Regions from separate parts of the Homo sapiens genome. Here region 1 is linked to region 2. A link is an interaction called in ENCODE POLR2A ChIA-PET data of the cell type or tissue named here. Cell type or tissue: OCI-LY7. All regions are shown on one strand. Each heading gives the region's core, and the rest is flanking DNA. Links, peaks and the distances in the headings are about the cores only. Region 1 overlaps ODAD4 (outer dynein arm docking complex subunit 4). Region 2 overlaps ZNF385C (zinc finger protein 385C).

What was found. ChIA-PET counts read pairs that join two places held together with the same protein. Peaks named below come from ENCODE experiments on the same cell type or tissue, not always from the same donor. Only the 100,000 strongest peaks of a DNase experiment are listed, where the experiment ranks them.
Region 1: POLR2A ChIA-PET joins it to region 2 with 5 read pairs; 23 of 35 experiments call an interaction of 5 or more read pairs at or near these places.

The regions. Positions count from the first base shown.
Region 1 is chr17:41,949,202-41,959,715 of GRCh38, reverse strand. It overlaps ODAD4 (outer dynein arm docking complex subunit 4), which reads right to left. Exons shown (of 12, transcript NM_031421.5): 9 at 10,367-10,514; 10 at 4,399-4,499. Among named protein-coding and RNA genes, the nearest start is that of CNP, 12 kb to the left of the region's middle. RefSeq lists enhancers at 1-169, 170-777. In OCI-LY7, for the core only: no CTCF peak of the experiment used is centred there; no DNase peak of the experiment used is centred there.
Region 2 is chr17:42,028,519-42,039,032 of GRCh38, reverse strand. It overlaps ZNF385C (zinc finger protein 385C), which reads left to right. Exons shown (of 9, transcript NM_001392013.1): 3 at 1,148-1,296; 4 at 4,698-4,808; 5 at 7,249-7,414; 6 at 9,960-10,250. C17orf113 (chromosome 17 open reading frame 113) reads left to right here. Exons shown (of 3, transcript NM_001358661.2): 3 at 1-801. Among named protein-coding and RNA genes, the nearest start is that of NKIRAS2, 14 kb to the right of the region's middle. RefSeq lists an enhancer at 9,488-10,276. In OCI-LY7, for the core only: a CTCF peak has its summit at 7,653; a DNase peak (open chromatin) is centred at 4,772.

The DNA of each region.
Region 1 (10,514 bases), core at 1,056-9,055, 79 kb after region 2:
TCACCACCATCCCCCGCCACCGGGAACCCCCCAGCTCTGGGACCCAGGCCAGGATCTCTCTTCTGCCGGCCACCAGCCCTCAGCGCCGACCTCCCACGTCTTCAGTGCACTTGCCCCTCCTCGGCCTGGCCAGCTCTGCTATCCTTGTCCTTCAGAGCACAGCATGAGGTCTTCCTCCCACTGGGAGTGTCCTGAGCCTTCACTTCTCAGGGTCCCTGCTCTCTTTGCCCAGTGCCTGCAGACCCCAGGCTGGTCCCTGAGGCCATGCCCCTTTGCTGCCCACAAGTTATGCAATCTGGCTTCTTTCAATGATGGCATAAGCTCCCCAAGGACAGGGGCCCCGTTTACTTCACTCCAGCAGATACTTCCTGGGGTCCAGCTGCGTGCCAGTGGTGCTCTGGAATTTGGCTGTGGGAAGGGCTTAAGGAAGCTGTCTGGTCAGAAGCAGGAGGAAGAGGCCTGGGTGAGTGTGCACCTGTGAAGTTGGTGTGCAGACTTTACTAAGCTTGTGCGTCCACCTGGATGCACTGGGAGTGGGTGGGGTGGGGGAGCCCAGAGCACCTCCAAGTTTCTCCCCTGGTCTCTGCCTCCTGACACAGTCTAGGCCAGCACTATTCAACAGAAATTTCTGTGACAATGGGAATATTCTAGATCTGTATTATGTAGCACCCATAGGCCACATGTAGCTTTTTTTTTTTTTTTGAGACGGAGTCTCGCTCTGTCGCCCAGGCTGGAGTGCAGTGGCGTGATCTTGGCTCACTGCAACCTCCATCTCTCAGGTTCAAGCAATTCTCCTGCTTCAGCCTCCCGAGTAGCTGGGACTACAGGAGTGTGCCATCACACCTGGCTAATTTTTTGTATTTTTAGTAGAGACAATGTTGGCCAGGATGGTCTCAATCTCCTGACCTCGTGATCCACCCGCCTCGGCCTCCCAAAGTGTTCGGATTACAGGTGTGAGCCACCGCACCCGGCCTCACATGTGGCTATAATGACTTGAAATGTGGCTAGTGTGACTGAGAATTTTACATTTTATTTACTTTTTTTTTTTTTTTTTTGAGATGGAGTTTCGCTCTGTTGCCTAGGCTGGAGTGCAATGGCATGATCTTGGCTCATGCAACCTCCACCTCCCGGGTTCAAGCGATTCTCCTGCCTCAGCCTCCCAAGTAGCTGGGACTACAGGTGTGTGCCACCATACCCGGCTAATTGTTTGTATTTTTAATAGAGATGGGGTTTCACCATGTTGGCCAGGCTGGTCTCAAACTCCTGACCTCAGGTGATCCATCCATCTCGGCCTCCTAAAGTGCTGGGATTACAGGCATGAGCCACCACACCCAGCCTAGTTTTAATTAACTTTAGCCTCACGTGGCTAGCAGCTGCCTCCTTAAGCAATGGAAGTCTAGGCAATTACAAGTGCACAACGTGGACTTTGATGGGGGACATATCAAGGCTGTGAAACCTGATGTGAGGGCTCCTCACCCAGACTGAGGGGTCAGAGAAGGCCGCCTCAAAGAGGGGACATCTAAGCTGAAACCTAAAGGTTGAGTGGGAGTTAGCCAGGTGAAGGAGGTGGGAAGGGAAGGTTTAGAATATTCCAGGCAGAGATAACAGCATATGTTATGAGGCATAAGAAACCTGTTTAGGCCGGGTGTGGTGGCTCACACCTGTAATCCCAACACTTTAAAAGGCTGAGACAGGAGGATCGCTTGAGTGCAGGAGCTCTCAAGTGCCCAGCCTGGGCAATATAGTGAGACCTCATCTCTACAAAAAATAAAAATTAAAAATATCAGCCAGGCATGGTGGCCCACACCTGTAGTCCCAGATACTTATCTCTTGAGCCCAGAGATCAAGGCTGCAGTGAGCTGTAGTCACACCACTGCACTGTAGCCTGGGTGACAGAGCAAGACCTTGTCTCAAAAAAAGAAAAGAAAAAAGAAAGCCTGTTTAGGAAGACAGGAAGCTGGTATTGGCTGGAGCTGGAATGCAAGGTGATGGGGGCTGGGGACTGACCAGCAGGAAGCTGGAGAGGCCCACAGGGGAGAGCTTACCCAGTGCCTTCCTACCCCTGTGGGAAAAAGTCAGGAACAGAGACAGCCAGGAAGTAATAAAAGGTTTAGGCAAGAGAATGAGGAAATCACACTAGATTTCTTGTCTCCTGGAGGTGGTATTTTTCAAACTGCAAGTCCTAACGTCAATTTAGACCCTGGGCCACTGACTGGTCCATGGCCTGTTAGGAACCGGGCCACACAGCAGGAGGTAAGCGGAGGGTCGGCAAGTGAGCATTAGGCTGTCAGATCAGTGGCGGCATTAGATTCTCATAGGAGGGAGAACCCGATTGTGAACGGCACGTGAGGGATCTATGTTGCATGCTCCTCATGAGAATCTAATGTCTGATGATCTGAGGTGGAACAGTTTCATCCCGAAACCATTTCCCCCACCACCGGTCCATGGAAAAACTGTCTTCTGCAAAACTGGAGCCTGGTGCCAAAAAGCTTGGGGACTGCTGATAAGAGAAAATGAGGGCTGGGTACAGTGGCTCAGTCCCAGCACTTTGGAAGCCCGAGGCAGGAGGATCACTTGAGTCCAGGAGTTTGATACCAGCCTGGGTAACAGAGTAAGACCCTGAGTCTACAAAAAATAAAAAATTAGCCCCCAGCATGGTGACATGCATCTGTAGTCCCATCTAGATGGGAGGCTAAGGTGTGAGGATTGCCTGAGCCCAGGAGGTCAAGCCTACAGTAAGCTATGATCTCACCACTGTACTAAGTCTGTGTGACAGAGAGACACTCTGTCTAAAAATAAATACATAAAAAGCAAAAAGAAAATAAGAAAATAAGGCTAGGCACAGTGGCCCATGCCTGTAATCCCAGCACTTTGGCAGGTCAAGGCAGGAGAATCATTTGAGGCAAAGAGTTTGAGACTAGCCTGGCCAACATACTGAGACTCCGTCTCTACTTATTTATTTATTTAGAGACAGGGTCTCGCTCTGTCACCCAGGCTGGAGTGCAGGGGTGAGATCACTCCTTGTTACAGCCTCAACTTCTCAGGCTTAAGTGGTCCTCCCACCTCAGCCTTCCAAGTGGCTGGAGTGAGTCACCACACCCGGCTAATTTTTTTTATTTTTTAGAGATAGGGTTTCGCCATGTTGCCGAGTCCCAGCAACACGTTGGGTCCCAGGCTAGGTCCCACCATACATGGCCCCATCTCTATTTAAAAAAAAAAAAAAAAAAAAAGGCCGGGCATGGTGGCTCATACCAGTAATACCATCACTTTGGAAGGCCGAGGCGGGCAGATCACCTAAGGTCAGGAGTTCGAGACCAGCCTGGCCAACATGGCTAAATCCCATCTCTATTAAAAATACAAAAATTATGGCCAGGCACAGTGGCTCACACCTATAATCCCAGCACTTTGGGAGGCCGAGGCAGACAGATCATTTGAGGTCAGGAGTTCCAAACCAGCCTGGCCAACATGGTGAAACCCCATCTCTACTAAAAATACAAAAATTAGCTGGGCGTGGTGGGGGGGCGCCTGTGATCCCAGCTACTCGGGAGGCTGAGGCAGGTGAATCGTTTGAACCCGGGAGGCGGAGGTTGCAGTGAGCCAAGATCACACCATTGCACTCCAGCCTGGGTGACAAGTGAGACTCAGTCTCAAAAAAAAAAAAAAAAAAAGCTAAGTACAGTTTACACGTGTAATCCCAGCACATTGGGAGGCTGAGGAGGGTGGATTGCCTGAGCTCAGGAGTTCAAGACATAGTGAGACCTCATCTCTACAAAAAAATTTTAAAATGAGGCAGGAGGATAACTTGAGCCCAGGAGGTCGAGGCTGCAATGAGCCATAACAGTGCCACTGCATTCTGACCTGGCCAACGGGAGTGAGACCCTGTCTCAATAAATAAATAAATAAATAAAAATAAGAAAACAGAATGTAATAGGAAATATCAGCATGCAGAGTACGTAGCAGAGGTAAATATATTTTGTAAAATTTTTGTTTCTGGCTGGGCACAGTGGCTCACGCCTGTAATCCCAGCATTTTGAGAGGCCAAGGCGGGCGGATCACAAAGTCAGGAGATCGAGACCATCCTGGCTAACAGTGAAACCCTGTCTCTACTAAAAATACAAAAAATTAGCCAGACGTGGTGGGGGGCGCCTGTAGTCCTAGCTACTTGGGAGGCTGAGGCAGGAGAATGGTGTGAACCCGGAAGCGGAGCTTGCAGTGAGCCGAGATCACGCCATTGCACTCCAGCCTGGGCAACAGAGCAAGACTCTGTCTCAAAACAAATAAACAAACAAACAAAAAAACGGCTGTGGAATGGCGCCCAAGCAGGCTGAGGGGGAACTGAAGGCCTGACCACCCAACCCCACTCCTGACACCCGAAGCCCGGCGGGTGGAAAGGCTCACACTGATGATGGCCTGCTGCGCCTCGTTGTTATGCACAAGCTTTGCTCTCTCCAGGGCCTTCTCAAAATTGTTCACGGCTGACTCGAAGTCTCTCAGCTTCACTGGAGAGCAAGGGGAGAAGGCACAACACAGGTAGAGTGTGACAACGTGTGGTGCATGATGGAGCCTCTGGCTACTCGAGCACTGCCAGGGCCCATCAGAAGCTTGTGTGAGCTGTAGTCGGACCCAGGCCCCAGGGAAGCATCACTGAGCTGCTCAGCACCATCCTTTCCACCGTGTTCCTGGGCTATGTCACCATCGAGAACCAGGACTGAGGAACCTGGGCCTCATTCAAAGGCGTTGGTGAGAGAAGGGGACTGTGGTGCAGTCTAGTGCATACATCATATGTCTCCAGAGTGGAGGAGAAAACCGCATCCTGCTCCATCTTTAGATTGTTCTGGAAGACGAATTTTTTTTTTTTTTTTTTTGAGACAGAGTTTCACTCTTGTTGCCCAGGCTGGAGTGCAATGGGGCAATCTCGGCTCACTGCAACCTCTGCCTCCCAGGTTCAAGCGATTCTCCTGCCTCAGCCTCCTGAGAAGCTGGGATTACAGGCACATGACACCACACCTGGCTAATTTTGTTTTTTAAGTAGAGATGGGGTTTCGTCATGTTGGTCAGGCTGGTCTTAAACCCTGACCTCAGGTGATCCACCTGCCTCGGCCTCCCAAAGTGCTGGGATTACAGGTGTGAGCCACCGCTCGGCCAGAAATTCATATTTTTTAAATGGTCATTCATTTTTTTCAAAAATGATATGCAGACCAAAGCACAGAGGGCTGGATGCAATCCATGGGCCAGCTGCTGGAACCTCAGCTGTCTCGAGTCCAGGCCCCACTCAGGTACAATCTGAACCCGTAGAAAAAGCGGCTCATCTGGGCTCTCCGTGCCAATTAGTGCTGGAGCTGGGACTGAAATGATTAGCAGATTGATTGAGTGATTGATTTGAGCCCTCAGAGCTTCATTTCATTTTAAAAAATTAAATACATATGTCAGGCCGGGCGTGGTGGCTCACGTCTGTAATCCCAGCACTTTGGGAGGCCAAGGTGGGCGGATTGCTTGAGGTCAGGAGTTCGAGACCACCCTGGCCAACATGGTGACATCCCCATCTCTACTAAAAATACAAAAATTAGCCAGGCATGGTGACGGGCGACTGTAAACCCAGCTACTCGGGAGGCTGAGGCAGAAGAATTGCTTGAACCTCAGAGGCAGAGGTTGCAGTGAGCCGAGATCGCGCCACTGCACTCCAGCCTGTGTGACAGAGCAAGACTGTCTCAAAAAAATTAATTAATTAAAAATAAATACATACATACATAGGCTAGGTGCGGTGGCTCACACCTATAATCCCAGCACTTTGGGAGGCTAAGGCAGGCGGATCACTTGAACCAGGAGTTCAAGACCAGCCTGGGCAACATAGTGAGACCCGATCTCTACCAAAAATACAAAATTAGCTGGGTGTGAGGCCGCATGCATGTAGTCCCAGCTACTCGGGAGGCTGAGATGGGAGGATCCCTTGATCCCAGAAGGTCAATGTTGCAGTGAGCCCAGATTGCACTGCTGCACTCCAGCCTGGGTGACAGAGTGAGACCCTGTCTCTCTCTCTCTCTCTCTCTATATATATATATATAATTAAATTAATAGAGACAGGGTCTCACCATGTTGCCCAGCCTGGTCTCGAACTACTGGCCTCAAGCAATCCTCCACCTTGGCCTCCCAAAGTGCTGGGATTACAGGCGTGAACCACCTCACCTAGCCAAGAGCTTCATAAAGGAGAAAGTGCTTACCAGCCAAGGTCTTCACAAACCACTGCTTTCTTTTACAATTGAGTATATCCAAGATCTATCCTCCTCCCAAGCACTGCTTTGAGACCCATGGGGAAAATAAGCCCTTGTGTTCATAAGTCAGACTTTAAAAGGTCATTACAGCCAGTCGCGGTGGCTCACACCTGTAATCCCAACAATTTGGGAGGCCAAGACAGGCGGATCACAAGGTCAGGAGATTGAGATCAGCATGGCCAACATGGTGAAACCCCATCTCTACTAAAAATACAAAAATTAGCCAGGCATGGTGGTGGACGCATGTAATCCCAGCTACCTGGGAGGCTGAGGCAGAAGAATCGCTTGAAATCGGAAGGCAGAGGTTGCACTGAGCTGAGATTGCACCACTGCACTCCAGCCTGGGTGAAACAGCGAAACTCCATCTCAAAAATAAATAAAATAAAATAAAATAAAACGCCATTACACTTGGCTAGACACAGCGGCTCATGCCTGTAATCCCAGCATTTTGGGAGGCCGAGGTGGGAGCACTGCTTGAGCCCAGGAGTTCCAGAACAACCTGGACAACATAGGGAGACCCCGTTCTCTACCAAAAAAAAAATTTGCCAGGCATGGTGGCATGCACCTGTGGTCCCAGCAACTGGGGAGGCTGAGGAGGGAGAATCACCGGAGCCTGGGAGGTTGAGGCTGCAGTGAGCCATGAATGCAGGGACGTGACACTGCACTAAAGTCTGGGTGATAAAGCAAGACTCTATCTCAAAAAAGAAGAAAAAAAAGGCTATTACACTTAAAGGAAATTTAAGTGTAATTCTGAAAATATGTGGAGTCGCAGTATTCCTTTCAAGACCAGTGGGACTCTGACATTAAAGGTCTGCAGAAGAGTCACATGCTTATTCAAGAGAGTAAATCATTCAGGATTATTCTTTCATTCTTTCTGTTTTTTTTTTTTTTTTTTTTTTTTTTTTTGGAGTGAGGGTCAGGGCCTCGCTCTGTATCCCAGGCTGGAATGCAGTGGCATGATCATGGCTCACTGCGGTCTCAACCTGGGCTCAAGTGATCCTTCTACCTCAGCCTCCCAAATATTTGGGATCACAGGTGCCTGCCACCACACTCAGCTAATTTTTTTTTTTTTTTTTTTTTTGATACAGAGTCTCATAGTCGCCTGGACTGGAGTGCAGTGGCACGATCTCAGCTCACTGCAACCTCCGCCTCCCAGGTTCAAGCAACTCTCCTGCCTCAGCCTCCCGAGCAGCTTGGATTACAAGCATGCACCACCACGCCCGGCTAATTTTTTGGATTTTTAGTAGAGATGGGGTTTCACTATGTTGGCCAGGCTGGTCTTGAACTCCTGACCTTGTGATCTGCCCACCTTGGCCTCCCAAAGTGCAGGGATTACAGGCATGGGCCACTGTGCCCCGCCCTAATTTTTATTTTTTGTAGAGATGAGGTCTCTTTAAGTTGCCTTATTTTTTGTAAAGATGAGATCTCCCTATGTTGCCCAGGCTGGTATCAAACTCCTGGGCTCAACCGATCCTCCCACCTTGGCTTCCCAAAGTGCCAGGATTATAAGTGTTAGCCACTATGGCCAGGCTAATTTTTTTTTTTTTTTTTTTTTTTTTTTTTGCGACAGAGTCTCGTTCTTTCACCCAGACTGGAGCACAGTGGCGCAATCTGGGCTCACTGCAACCTCCGCCTCCTGGATTCAAGCAGTTCTCCTGCCTCAGCCTCCCGAGTAGTTGGGACTACAGGCGTGTGCCACCACACCTGGCTAATTTTTGTATTTTTAGTAGAGACGAGGTTTCACCTTGTTGGTCAGGCTGGTACCAAACTCCTGACCTCAGGTGATCCACCTGCCTCGGCCTCCCAAAGTGCTGGGATTACATGCGTGAGCCACCGTGCCTGTCCCCAGCCTAATTTTTAACTGAGTATGTAATTTAAAGTTATCTCAATGTGACAGGAAAACCACTTGACCCCGGGAGGCGGAGGTTGCAGTGAGCCAAGATCGCGCCACTGCATTCCAGACTGGGCAACAGAGTGAGACGCCTTCTCAAAAAAATAAATAAATAAAGTTCACCGGCTTGTAAGGATAAAGTTCAATGATTTTGAGAAAATTTACAGAGTTGAGGCCGGGCACAGTGGCTCACAACTGTAATCCCAGCACTTTGGGAGGCTGAAGCAGGCAGATCACGAGGTCAAGAGTTCAAGACCAGCCTGACCAACTTGGTGAAATCCCGTCTCTACTAAAAATACAAACATTAGCCAGGTGTGGTGGCGCACGCCTGTAATCCCAGCTACTCAGGAGACTGAGGCAGGAGAATAGCTTGAACACGGGAGGCGGAGGTTGCAGTGAGCCAAGATTGTGCCACTGCACTCCAGTCTAGGTGACAGAGCAAGACTCCATCTCAAAAAAAAAAAAGAAGAAAATTTACAGAGTTGTACAGTGGCCACCACAATCCCATTTTAGAACATTTCCATCACTCTGAAAGGTTCCCTTGGAGGCCGGGTGCAGTGGCTTATGCCTATAATCCCAGCACTTTGGGAGGCAGAGGCGGGCAGATCACTTGAGGTCAGAAGTTCGAGACCAGCCTGACCAACATGGTGAAACCCCATCTCTACAAAAATACAAAAAAATTAGCCAGGAGTGGTGGCACACGCCTGTAATCCCAGCTACTCGGAAGGCTGAGACAGCAGAATCGCTTGAACCCAGGAGACAGAGGTTGCAGTGAGCCGAGATTGTGTCACTACACTCCAGCCTGGGTGACACAGCAAGACTCCATCTCAAAAAATAAAAATAAAGAAATAAAATAAATTAAAAAATAAAAGGTTTCCTCGGCCAGGCGCAGTGGCTCACACCTGTAATCCCAGCACTTTGGTAGGCTGAGGTGGGTGGATCACTTGAGGCCAGGAGTTTGAAACCAGCCAACATAGTGAAACTGCATCTCTAAAAATACAAAGACATAGCTGGGTATTATGGTGCACACATGTAATCCCAGCTACTCAGGAAGCTGAGGCACAGGAATCATTTGAACCCATGAGGCAGAGGTTGCAGTGAGCTGAGATCGCGCCACTGCACTCCAGCCTGGGTGACAGAGTGAGTCTCCATCTCAAAAAAAAAAAAAAAGCTTCCCTCATAGGACTTGGGGAGTCTACTGGACCTCTCTGTGCCTCAGTTTCCCTATCTCTAAAATAAGGATGATAATGCCTACCTACATCATAATGATTCAATACAAGAATGCTGGCTGGGTGTGGTGGCTCATGCCTGTAATCCCAGCACTTTGGGAAGCTGAGGCGGGTGGATCACCTGAGGTCAGGAGTTCGAGAACAGCCTGGCCAACGTGGTGAAACCCCGTCTCTACTAAAAATACAAAAATTAGCCGGGTGTGGTGGTGCGCGCCTGTAATCCCAGCTACCCTGGAGGCTGAAGCAGGAGAATCGCTTGAACCCGGGAGGCCAAGGTTGCAGTGAGCTGAGATCGTGCCCCTGCAGTCTAGCCTGGGTAACATAGTGAGACTTCGTCTCAAAAAACAAAACAGGGCCGGGCATGGTGGCTCACGCCTGTAATCCTAGCACTTTGGGAGGCCGAGGCGTTTGGATCACCTGAGGTCAGGAATTTGAGACCAGCCTAGCCAACATGGTGAAACCCTGTCTCTACTAAAAACACAAAAAATTAGCCAGGTGTGGTGGCAGACGCCTGTAATCCCAGCTACTTGGGAGCCTGAAGCAGAAGAATCACTTGAACCTGGGAGGCAGAGGTTGCAATGAGCCGAGATCGCACCACTGCACTCCAGCCTGGGCAACAAAAGCGAAACTCTGTCTCAAAAACAAAATGAAACAAAACAAAAAAAAAGTACCAAGGCAGAAGGAAAGTGGCTCAATACATGGGCACTGTTGTGAGGATGACACGATGCTGTGTGGGTCTGCAGCTGACCTCCTCAAGGGCAGAGGTAGGCTCAAGGTACCCCAAGCTCTAACCAAGCTTTGCTTAATGAAAGCACTTACCACGTGCTGGTCAAAATAGAGTGGCTTATCCCCACTCTCAGAATAATCTGGGAAGGAGAAACACTGGGATGGTAAACTCAGTCCACAAGACTCCTAGCCCTGGTGTGAGCTGGGCCTGAAGGCTGGAAAAGGTAGGGTGGTCATCTCTGAGCCCATACCTTGTGCCTGGGCCACCAGAACACTGGCATTCAGTTGCCACTCAATGTCCCCTTCCTCCTCGGCACACTGCTGGGACTTCTCGCCATAATTCTGGGCCTGCCAGGCCTGGTCCAGCTCCAAGTAGCAGCGGCCGATCTCGTGGAACAG
Region 2 (10,514 bases), core at 1,547-9,546:
GTGATCCACCTGCCTCGGCCTCCCAAAATGCTGGGATTACAGGCATGAGCCACTGCGTCTGGTCCTTGGCTGTTTCTTAGCCCCACTCCTGGCAGTGTCTCTTCTCTTCAGCTATGACTGGGGAGTAGATGACCGTGCTTGTTTCTGACACACAGCACAGTGTCCTCTCTGTACACAAGCTGGTGGTTCAAGGGCCAATGGTTCCAGAGAGATAGTGGTTCCCTTCCTTCCCTCCTCACCAATAGGCAGCCTCAGGCCTTTTCTGTGTATAACTGTGTATATAGACATAAAAACCTACAAATGTGAAATAAATCTATGCTATCTTTCATAGTGTTACCACACAAACATCTAAAAGGACTACTTTTGGTTTTGCAATGACAGGGTCGAAAAAAGCCCCAGATGGGCTGGATTTTTTTTTTTTTCTGATATTTTCTTCCTCAAAGTCCAGTTGCTCTCCAAGTTCCTACCCCTCCCCTGCCCTTGCCTCAGACCTTTAAGACCAAAGACTGCAAAACCACAGTGCTGTACCTGCCACCTCCAAGGACTGGCGTCGAGGCCCAACCCAGGAATGTTGGCTTATTTACCTCCTGGGGGAAGCAGTTTAGGCCTCATCAGAGCTGGGGAGCACATCCCTTCAGAGCCCATGGGTTTCCCATTCCCTCCTGTCAGCCCTGGCCATGAAATCCTGGGGATCTGGAGGGAGGGAGGATAGTTAGAGAGTGAGAGGGGCGAGGGCTAGCCTTTTCCTAATACCCCTGGGTTTGAGTTTAATTTGCAATAAAATGGAATCCCAGCACATCATGCAGTCTCCATGGTGGTGTGTGTGTCAGGGCCTGCCCAGACCCCTCTGTCCCTCTCTTGGCTGGGCTGCCCTGGGGTTCAGTATGCTGCCTCAGTAGGGGCAGGAGGGTCATCCCTCTGGGCTGGGAGCCTCAACTGTGGACTCCCTGCCTCTGCTTCCCCAGCTGTGGGGAGGAAGGGCACAGAGAAGGGGGCTATAATCACTATGGGTCTGGCTGGTGCCACTCTGTGAAGAGAGACACAGGTTTCTGCCCAGCTCCACACCCAAGAAGCCCACCCGCCTCTTGTTCTGGCCACGGGGGTAGGACAGAGCCCATTTCAGACCCTGCCCTTCTTCCTCCTGCAGCAGGCCCGGCCTCCGGCGCCCCCAGCCCCCTGCTGGCCTCCCTGCCCCTGCCCACCCGGCCTCTGCAGCCCCCGCTGGACTTCAAGCACTTGCTCGCCTTCCACTTCAATGGCGCTGCCCCGCTCAGTCTCTTCCCCAACTTCAGCACGGTATGGGCTGGGCTGGCGGGTGGGGGCATGCACACAAGCTTGTGGGTGGGCACAGAAGGTGGGTTCAGAGGGTCCAGCTCTCAGCAGCTGGGTCTAACCAGGAGCTTTTTCTCCAACATCCCCCAGAGGGGATAGGTGCTCCCCAAATAGGGACCCCTATTTGGGATCCTAAGAGAGGGACCCGCTCTCTCTTAGGCTGGGGAACAAGATGGTGTCAGCCCTTTCCCCACCCCCACCATCATAGCTGCTGGGCCTGCAAGGGCCTGTAGTCTGTGCATTCCACTTAAGCTTCTGTGTAGGCGCTCCTGTGGATGACGTGTGTGTGTGTGTGTGTGTGTGTGTGTGTGTGTGTGTGTGTAACCTGTGCCTTTTTGTTGTAGTTTCTATAGGTTTTGTATGTTATATGTGGATGTGAGTTTGTGTGTTGGTGTCCAACGTGTGTTTGTAAACAACTCTTTGTGCATGGGTAATTTTATGTAATTAAGGTATGTGCCTGCACAATCTGAGGGTTTATTGTGTCCTTGTGTCTTTTGTGTGTTTGGCGTGTATCTGCCCTCTGAGCATGCGTGTTTTTGTGTGGCTTGGGTGATTGTGAGTTTACCTGTGGTCATGTGCCCTTTGTGTGCATGAGTGTGAATTGTTCTGCTTGTCTGAGCATTTGTAACTGCCTGAAGCTTCTGTGCTGTGTGTGTGTCCTAGTCTGTACATTTCCTTGTACACGTGTGCATAACAAGTATATGAATTTTAATTCACTATATGAGGGATCAGCAACCATCTCTGTTTTTTTAAATTTTGAAAACTCAAGTGAAATCATGGGTGTGGCATGCCCCATCCTGAGCAGATGGTGGCAAACTCCACCTCAGTCACACTTAGGAATCCCTTCCCTCCCACCCTCCAGAGTTAGACAGAGGTCCTAAGGAGTCTGAGGCATTTGGGGGGTGGTCCTCTGGTCTTGAGTCCTTGCTGTCGCTTGCTGACAGGCTCACTGTTGAATGGCATGGTTCCAATTGCAGGGGGCCCCTGCAGGCCATTCTCCTCTGAGGTCCTGTCCCCTGAGCCCCTTGCTGGCCCTGGGTGCTGTGAAAATTTGAACCACTTTCTGTTCTCAGGGAAGTTTCTGCACCCATGTTCTTCTCTCTAAGCTCTGTTTTCTTTTCTTGGGAAGGTTTGGAAAGTTCCTTTTTTATTTTATTTTATTTTTATATAAGCAGAGATGAGGTCTCACTATATTACCCAGGCTGGTCTCAAACTCTGGAGCTCAAGGGATCCTCCCACCTCGGCCTCCCAAAGTGCTGGGATTACAGGTGTGAGCCACCACGCCCAGCCTGGAAAGTTCTTGACAAGTTCAGACAGCTGCATTTGGCCCAACTTCCTGAGAAAAGGGAACATAAAGCCTTAATTCTATAGAAGAAAAAAATGATTTAAAATAAGGAAAAGAAGCTAGGTGCAGTGGCTCATGCCTGTCATCCCAGCACTTTGGGAGGCTGAGGTGGGCTGATCATCTGAGGTCAGGAGTTTGAGACTAGCCTGGCCAACAGAGATGGTGAAACCCCATCTCTACTAAAAATACAAAAATTAGCCGAGCATGGTAGTGGGCACCTGTAGTCCCAGCTACTTGGGAGGCTGAGGCAGGAGAATCGCTTGAGCCCAGGAAGCGGAGGTTGCAAGATTTTGGCTCCGCCATTGCACTCCAGCCTGGGCGACAAGAGGGAGACTCCATCTCAAAAAAATAATAAGGAAAAGAAAAAAAATCCAAATTAATATTCCAAAGAAACGATCCTACTCCTTGGGGAACCTTAGGCCTCCACTTGCTGCTCCCTGCCCCCTACTGGCCCCCCACCTCCCCTGGCTGTGGCTCTCACTCTCTCAAGAGAGGTCGTCATGGCTGGGCACGGTGGCTCACACCTGTAATTCCAGCACATTGGGAGGCCAAGGCAGGCGGATCATTTTGAGGGCAGGAGTTCGAGACCAGCCTGGCCAACATGGTGAAACCCTGTCTCTACTAAAAATAACAAAAATTAGCCAGACGTAGTGGTGGGCGCCTGTAATCCCAGCTACTCGGGAGGCTGAGGCAGCAGAATCACTTGAACCTGAGAGGTGGAAGTTGCAGTGAGCTGAGATCATGCCACTGCACTCCAGCCTGGGCGACAGAGCAGTATTCCATCTTATAAAAAAAAAAAAAAAAAAAAAAAAAGGTCGTCAGCAGCCTCAGGCCCTGTGACAGTGATAGAGCTGATGAGATAGGACTTATCTTCCCCCAGCCCACAGGTCCCTGCATGAAGCCTGGGTGATGGGAGAGGAAATTCCAACAGACGAGTTCTTTGTCTCTTCCCTGCCTCTCCTTGTTTCCAACTCTCTGTCCCAATAGTTGTAATTATTGCAAAGGAGAAAAACAAAAAACAAAAATAATGACCTAAGGGGCACCAAGAGATGCCAAGGTGATCACCAGGACATGGTTCTATGTCCCAGAAACATGCAGGGCACTCTGGCCATTCCCCTGCTTCCAAGCAGAAGCCTAGGCTGACAAATAAAGACAGCCGGGAGAGGCTGTGTATTTTTCTTTTCTTTTCTTTTCCTTTCTTTTCTTTTCTCTTCTCTTTTTTTTTTTTTTTTTTTTTGAGACAGAGTCTCACTCTGTTGCCCAGGCTGGAGTGCAGTGGCGCAATCTCAGCTCACTGCAACCTCTGCCTCTGAGGTTCAAGCCTCCTGCCTCAGCCTCCTGAGTAGCTGAGACTACAGGCACGTGCCACCACACCTGGCTAATTTTTGTATTTTTAGTAGAGAAGGAGTTTCTCTTGGCCAGGCTGGTCTTGAACTCCTGACCTCAGGTGATTCACCCATCTTGGCCTCCCAAAGTGATGGGATTACAGGCGTGAGCCACTGCACCCAGGCAGCTGTTTCTTCTTCTTTCTTTCCTTTTCTTTTTCTTTTTCTTTTCTTTTTTTTTTTTTTGAGACGAAGTTTCGCTCTTGTTGCCCAGGCTGGAGTGTAATGGCCTGCTCTCGGTTCACCGCAACCTCCATCTCCCTGGTTCAAGCAATTCTCCTGCCTCAGCCTCCCGAGTAGCTGAGATTACAGGCATGCGCCATCACACCTGGCTAATTTTGTATTTTTTTTTTAGTAGAGATGGGGTTTCTCCATGTTGGTCAGGCTGGTCTTGAACTCCCAACCTGAGGTGATCTGCCTGCCTCGGCCTCCCAAAGTGCTGGGATTACAGGTGTGAGCCACCGCGCCTGGCCCAGCTGTTTCTCTTTCCAACATCCACAGGATGGAAAAGTTCTTCCTAGAAGCTGACCAAGGCCCTCTTCAGTCATCTTTAGTTTTGGGCATTTTGTGCTGCCCCCGACCCCTGCTTCCCAAGCCAACCCCAGAGTTATTATGCCCTCCCACTCCCTTCACAGATGGACCCGGTCCAGAAAGCTGTCATCAGCCACACGTTTGGTGTCCCCTCCCCTCTGAAGAAGAAGCTGTTCATTTCCTGTAACATCTGTCACCTGAGGTTCAACTCAGCGGTGAGACAAAGTAGTGAAAGCAGGTCTGGGGAGGGGGCTGGGCAGGGAGAGGGCTGGAGGCTGGGCTTTCAGAGTCCTTCTGGGAGGAATATCAGTGGCAAAGGGGCTGTGGTCGGTATTTTCCACCCTGGCTGCAGAAGAGGCACTCTTGGTCCTTTAACCATCGCATCCTCTCCTCTCTCTAGATTCTTCTGCCCCTTCCCCTTCTGCCCAGCTGTAGCCCAGTGGGATTCCATTTCCTTCCCCCCAGGCCTCTCTCCTGTGTTCTGGATCCTTCTGCAAGAGAGAAGACTGCCCTTCCTCCACTCCAGGTCCCAGTGGCCCATCTCATCAGCTCCTGGTCTGGAGCTGAGCTCTTAAGGCACCTGAGAGTTTACAGAATGTGATCATGCCCATCCCCTTAAATAATAGTTTTCATGATACATCTGTGAGACGGGTGGAGGCGGGATTTTTTTGTTTTGTTTTGTTTTTTTAGACAAGGTCTCACTCTGTCACCCAGGCGGGAGTGCAGTGGCGCAATCTTGGCTCACTGCAGCCTCCACCTCCAGGGTTCAAGTGATTCTTGTGCCTCAGCTTCCCTAGTAGCTGGGATTACAGGCATGTGCTACCACGCCTGGCTAATTTTTTTATATTTTTGGCAGATACAGGGTTTCACCATGTTGCCCAAGCTGGTCTCGAACTCCTGGGCTCAAGTGATCCACCCACCTCAACCTCCCAACATGCTGGGATTACAGGTGTGAGCCACCGCGCCTGGCCTAGAGGCGCTATTATAATCCCCGATTTTCAGATGAGGAAAGTGAGCCTTAGAGAGGTTAAGTGACTTGCCTAAGACCACACAGCTGGTAAGTAGCAAAGCTGGGATATGAATCCAGGCCTGGCTGACCCCAAGGTCTATGACTTTCTACTACAGCCTACCCCTTTCTACTACATCTTACCACTAGGTAGAGGAGGAACCTCATTCTGGCCTCCCAGGGAAGGTCTACCTCCTGTTAGGCAATCTGGGGTTTCGGTTGGATGCCAGCAGAACTGCTGTGGTATAGCATCCAGGGAGGGGCCATGGGGGCCTGTCTTTCCCATGTTTCAAGGAGGTGGGCCGGGGAGCAGCAAGTGAGGACCCTTGGAGGGAGGACACTGACAGACCAGATTTGAGGATTCCCTTCAGGCCTTCTGGTTCCATGAGTCCTGCAAGAGATGGAGGAGAGGCTGGGCGTGGTGGCTCATGCCTGTAATCCCAGCACTTTGGGAGGCCAAGGTGGGTGGATCACTTGAGGTCAGGAGTTAGAGACCAGCCTGGCCAACATGGTGAAACCCCATCTCTACTAAAATACAGAAGAAAAAAAAAAAAGCAGCCAGTTGTGGTGACAGGTGCCTGTAATCCCAGCTACTCGGGAGGCTGAGGCAGGAGAATCGCTTGAACCCAGGAGGCAGAGGTTACAGTGAGCCTAGATTGCTCCCGTTGCACTCCAGCCTGGGTGACAAAGCGAGATTCCGTCTCAAAAAAAAAAAAAGATGGAGGAGAGAATTCGTTCTGAGGGAGGAACCATTCTTCTTCCTGCCGGACCCCGGGCACAGTGCCTGGCAAATAGCAAATGCTCAGTAATGACTTGTTGAACAAATGAACAAAGGGATGAATGTTCTGGGGTACATACACCCCAAAGTGTGGGGATTGCTCTGCTTTCTCCATTTGTGCATTGATACACTTGATAACTAACATTCATTGAGCACCTACTCTATGTACTCGGCCCTTGTAATTCATGTTCCCATGTAATTCTGACAACCCCATGAGGTCAGTATTATCATCACAGGGTTTATGGGTGAGGAGACTCAGGCTCAGAGAGATGTTACTTGCCTAAAGATGTAGTTAGTGGCCAGGCGTGGTGGCTCACGCCTGTAATCCCAGCACTTTGGGAGGCTGAGGCGGGTGGATCACGAGGCAGGAGATCGAGACCATCCTGGCTAATATGGTGAAACCCCGTCTCTACTAAAAATACAAAAAATTAGCCGGGTGTGGTGGCGGGCGCCTGTAGTCCCAGCTACCCCGGAGGCTGAGGCAGAAGAATCGCTTGAACCCGGGAGGCGGAGGTTGCAGTGAGCTGAGATGGCGCCACTGCACTCCAGCCTGGGCGACAGAGCGAGACTCCATCTCAAAAAACAAAAAACAAAAACAACAACAACAACAACAAAAAGATGTGGTTAGTAAGTGGCTGGGTCAGATCTGAAGCCAGAGGCAGCCTGCCTTGGAGTTCATGTGCGAGAACACATTCTGCAAACCTCAGAGCCACATGTGCTATGGTGATGATGATGACAAGGACAAGGACTTGCCCTTTGTGTGACCTGAGCCCTGCCTCCCTTTGACCTGTCCCCCTGCTGGGCTCCAGTTCACAGATGGGGCATGTGGACTCAGCCAGTGAATGGTGACCTCTTGCCCTCCCCTCCCCAGAACCAGGCCGAGGCACATTATAAAGGCCACAAACACGCCAGAAAACTCAAGGCTGTCGAGGCTGCCAAGAGCAAGCAGAGGCCACACACCCAGGCCCAGGATGGGGCTGTAGTGTCCCCAATCCCAACGCTGGCCAGTGGAGCCCCTGGAGAGCCACAGAGTAAAGGTCAGTCCTGAGCTCTTCTCTTTCCCACGTCTCCACTCCAAATCTGGTTTCCGACAAGGGGTTGAGAGATTTCTGCTTATTCTTTTTGCTTGTGTTGGAGTATTCCATACAGACAGGCAAAGGCACACAAGTGTACCACGCCATGAATTTTCCTAAGCTGAACACACCCAGATCAGGAAACACGTTACCAGCACCTCAGAAGCTTGTCTTGCACCTCCTCCTGGTCATTACCTTGAAGTATTCATTTCCAAGGGCTGCCTTCACAAATGACTTCATTTGTGAAGTTAGGAATGGTGGCTCACATGTTGTGATGGTTAACACTTTGGGAGGCTGAGGCGGGAGGATTGCTTTAAGCCTGGAGTTTGAGACCAGTCTGGGAAACATGGTGTGACCCTGTCTCTACAAAAAATTTATTTGCCAGGCATGATGATGCACACCTGTAGTCCCAGCTACTCAGGAGGCTGAAGCAGGAGGATCTGCTTAAGCCCAGGAGGTCGAGGCTGCAGTGAGCTATGGGTGACAGAGCAAAACCTTGTCTCTAACCTCCCCTGCCCACCCCCACCCCCAAAAAAAGAGACTACAACCTGGGTGACTGAAAACAACAAAAATTTATTTTCACACAGCTCTGGAGGCCAGAAGTCTGAAATCAAGGCGTTGACAGCATTGGTTCCTTCTTGGGGGCTTAGAGGAGAAAGTGTCCCATGCTTCTCTTCTGGCCTTTGGTGGCTGCCAGTATTCCTTGGCACTCCTTGGCTTATAGACGCATCACTCCAATCTCCACCTCCATCTCCACATTCTCCCTTGTGTGTCCCTGTGTTTCCACAAGCTCTTTTTATAAGGGTACCAGTCACTAGATCAATCCCACCCGAACCCAGCATGACCTCATCTTAACTAATTTTATCTTCAAAGACCCTGTTTCCAAATAAGGTCACATTCTGAGGTTCCAGATAGATGTGAATTTTGGGGGAGACACTATTCAACTAACTACAACCCCTCTGATGGTAAATACGATCCTGACTTTTCTCAGCATAGATCAGCTTTACCTATTTTTGGTGAAACATAGAGTGTGCAGGGGTTTTTTTGTATCTGTTTTGTTTTGTGGGTTTTTTTTGTTTTGTTTGTTTGTTTTTTGAGACAGAGTCTCGCTCTGTCTCCCAGGCTGGAGCACAGCGGTGCAATCTTGGCTCACTGCAACCTCTGCTTCCTGGGTTCAAGCCATTCTCCTACCTCAGCCTTCCAAGTAGCTGGGACTACAGGTACCTGCCACCACGTCCAGCTAATTTTTGTATTTTTAGTAGAAACGGGGTTTCACCATATTGGCCAGGCTGGTCTCGAACTCCTGACCTTGTGATCCACCCACCTCGGCCTCCCAAAGTGCTGGGATTACAGGCGTGAGCCACCCTGCCTGGCCGGTATCTAGTTTTTATTCATCTCTCACAAACATTCATCAACATTCATTATATCTGTAAGATTCATCCATGTTTTTGCGTGTAGCTGTAGTTTGTTCTCTTTCATTGCTGTGTAGTACTCCACCGTGGATCATACCACTATTTTTTTTTAATTTAAATTCTTAAAAGCTCTTTTTTTTTTTGAGACAGGGTCTGGCTCTGTCACCCAGGCTGGAGTGCAGTGGTGTGACCTAGGCTCATCCACCTCCCTGGCTCTCAAGCGATTCTCCTGCCTCAGCCTCCCAAGTAGTTGGAACTATAGGCATGTGCCACCATGCCTGGCTAATTTTTGTATTTTTAGTACAGATGGTGTTTCGCTGTGTCACCCAGTCTGGTCTCGAAGTCCTGGACTCAAGTGATCTGCTAACCTTGGCCTCCCAAAGTGTTGGGATCACAGGCGTGAGCCACTGCGTCTGGCCCATACCACTGTGTTTTTTTTGTTTGTTTGTTTGTTTTTGAGATGGCGTTTCACTCTGTCGCCCAGGCTGGAGTGCAGTGGTGTGATCTCAGTTCACTGTAACCTCCACCTTGCAGGTTCAAGCGATTCTCCTGCCTCAGCCTCCCGAGTAGCTGGGATTATAGGCATGTGCCACCACGCCTAATTCTGTATTTTTAGTAGAGATAGGGTTTCACCATGTTGGCCAGGCCAGTCTCGAACTCCTGACCTTAGGTGATCCACCTGCCTCGGCCTCCCAAAGTGCTCGGATTACAGACATGAGCCACCGTATCCAGCCCGCACCATTGTTTTTTAAAAATCTGCTCTCCTGTTGGTGGACATGTGGGTAGTTTCAGTTTTATGATATTATGAATAGTGTTCTCTGAACATTCTAGTACATCTTTTTTGGTGATCTCTGTTTAAGTTAGCAAATAAGGATATGAGGGCTGTGAGGGCTTTCTGAGACCACTGTGTCCAACTTAATGATTTCAGATGGGGAAACTGAGGCCCAAGTCTGCCCAGTGAGTTGGTAGAAAAGTGGGGCCTGGAATTCAGTGCTGGTCATCCACCAGGGGCCCTCCAGGCCACCTCCATGGTCAGAGCTGAAGATCGTGGTCTGCAGCGTCATCTTGGGTCTCACACTCTTCCATCTCTGCAGCAGTTCCTGCAGCCCCTCCTCTTGGGCCTCCACTCCAGCCACCACCAACTCCAGACCCTACATGCAGGGAGCCAGCCCACTCAGAGCTCTTGGATGCTGCCTCCTCATCCTCTTCTTCCTCCTGCCCACCTTGCTCCCCAGAGCCTGGGAGAGAGGCACCGGGGCCTGAGCCAGCGGCAGCTGCCGTGGGAAGCAGCATGAGTGGGGAAGGCAGGAGTGAGAAGGGGCACCTCTACTGCCCCACGTGTAAGGTGACAGTGAACTCGGCCTCCCAGCTTCAGGCTCACAACACAGGTCAGTAGTCCCAGGAGCTGGAGCCCAGGGAAAGGGTGGGACAGAAGCTAAGCCTCGCCAGATGAGGGCAGGCTTGAGTTCCTGGGTGCTTCGCTCAAGGGTTGGATGGCGGAGGCTTTGTGCTTGTGTGTTACTGAACGGACGTTTCTGGGTCCTCCCATTACTCCTTGGGGAAGGAGAATTGGGAAGAGAAGTCTGAGGCAGCAAGAACTGAAGGTCGCTAAATCTCTGAAGGGTCACTCCACAGGAGACAGGAGACATCTG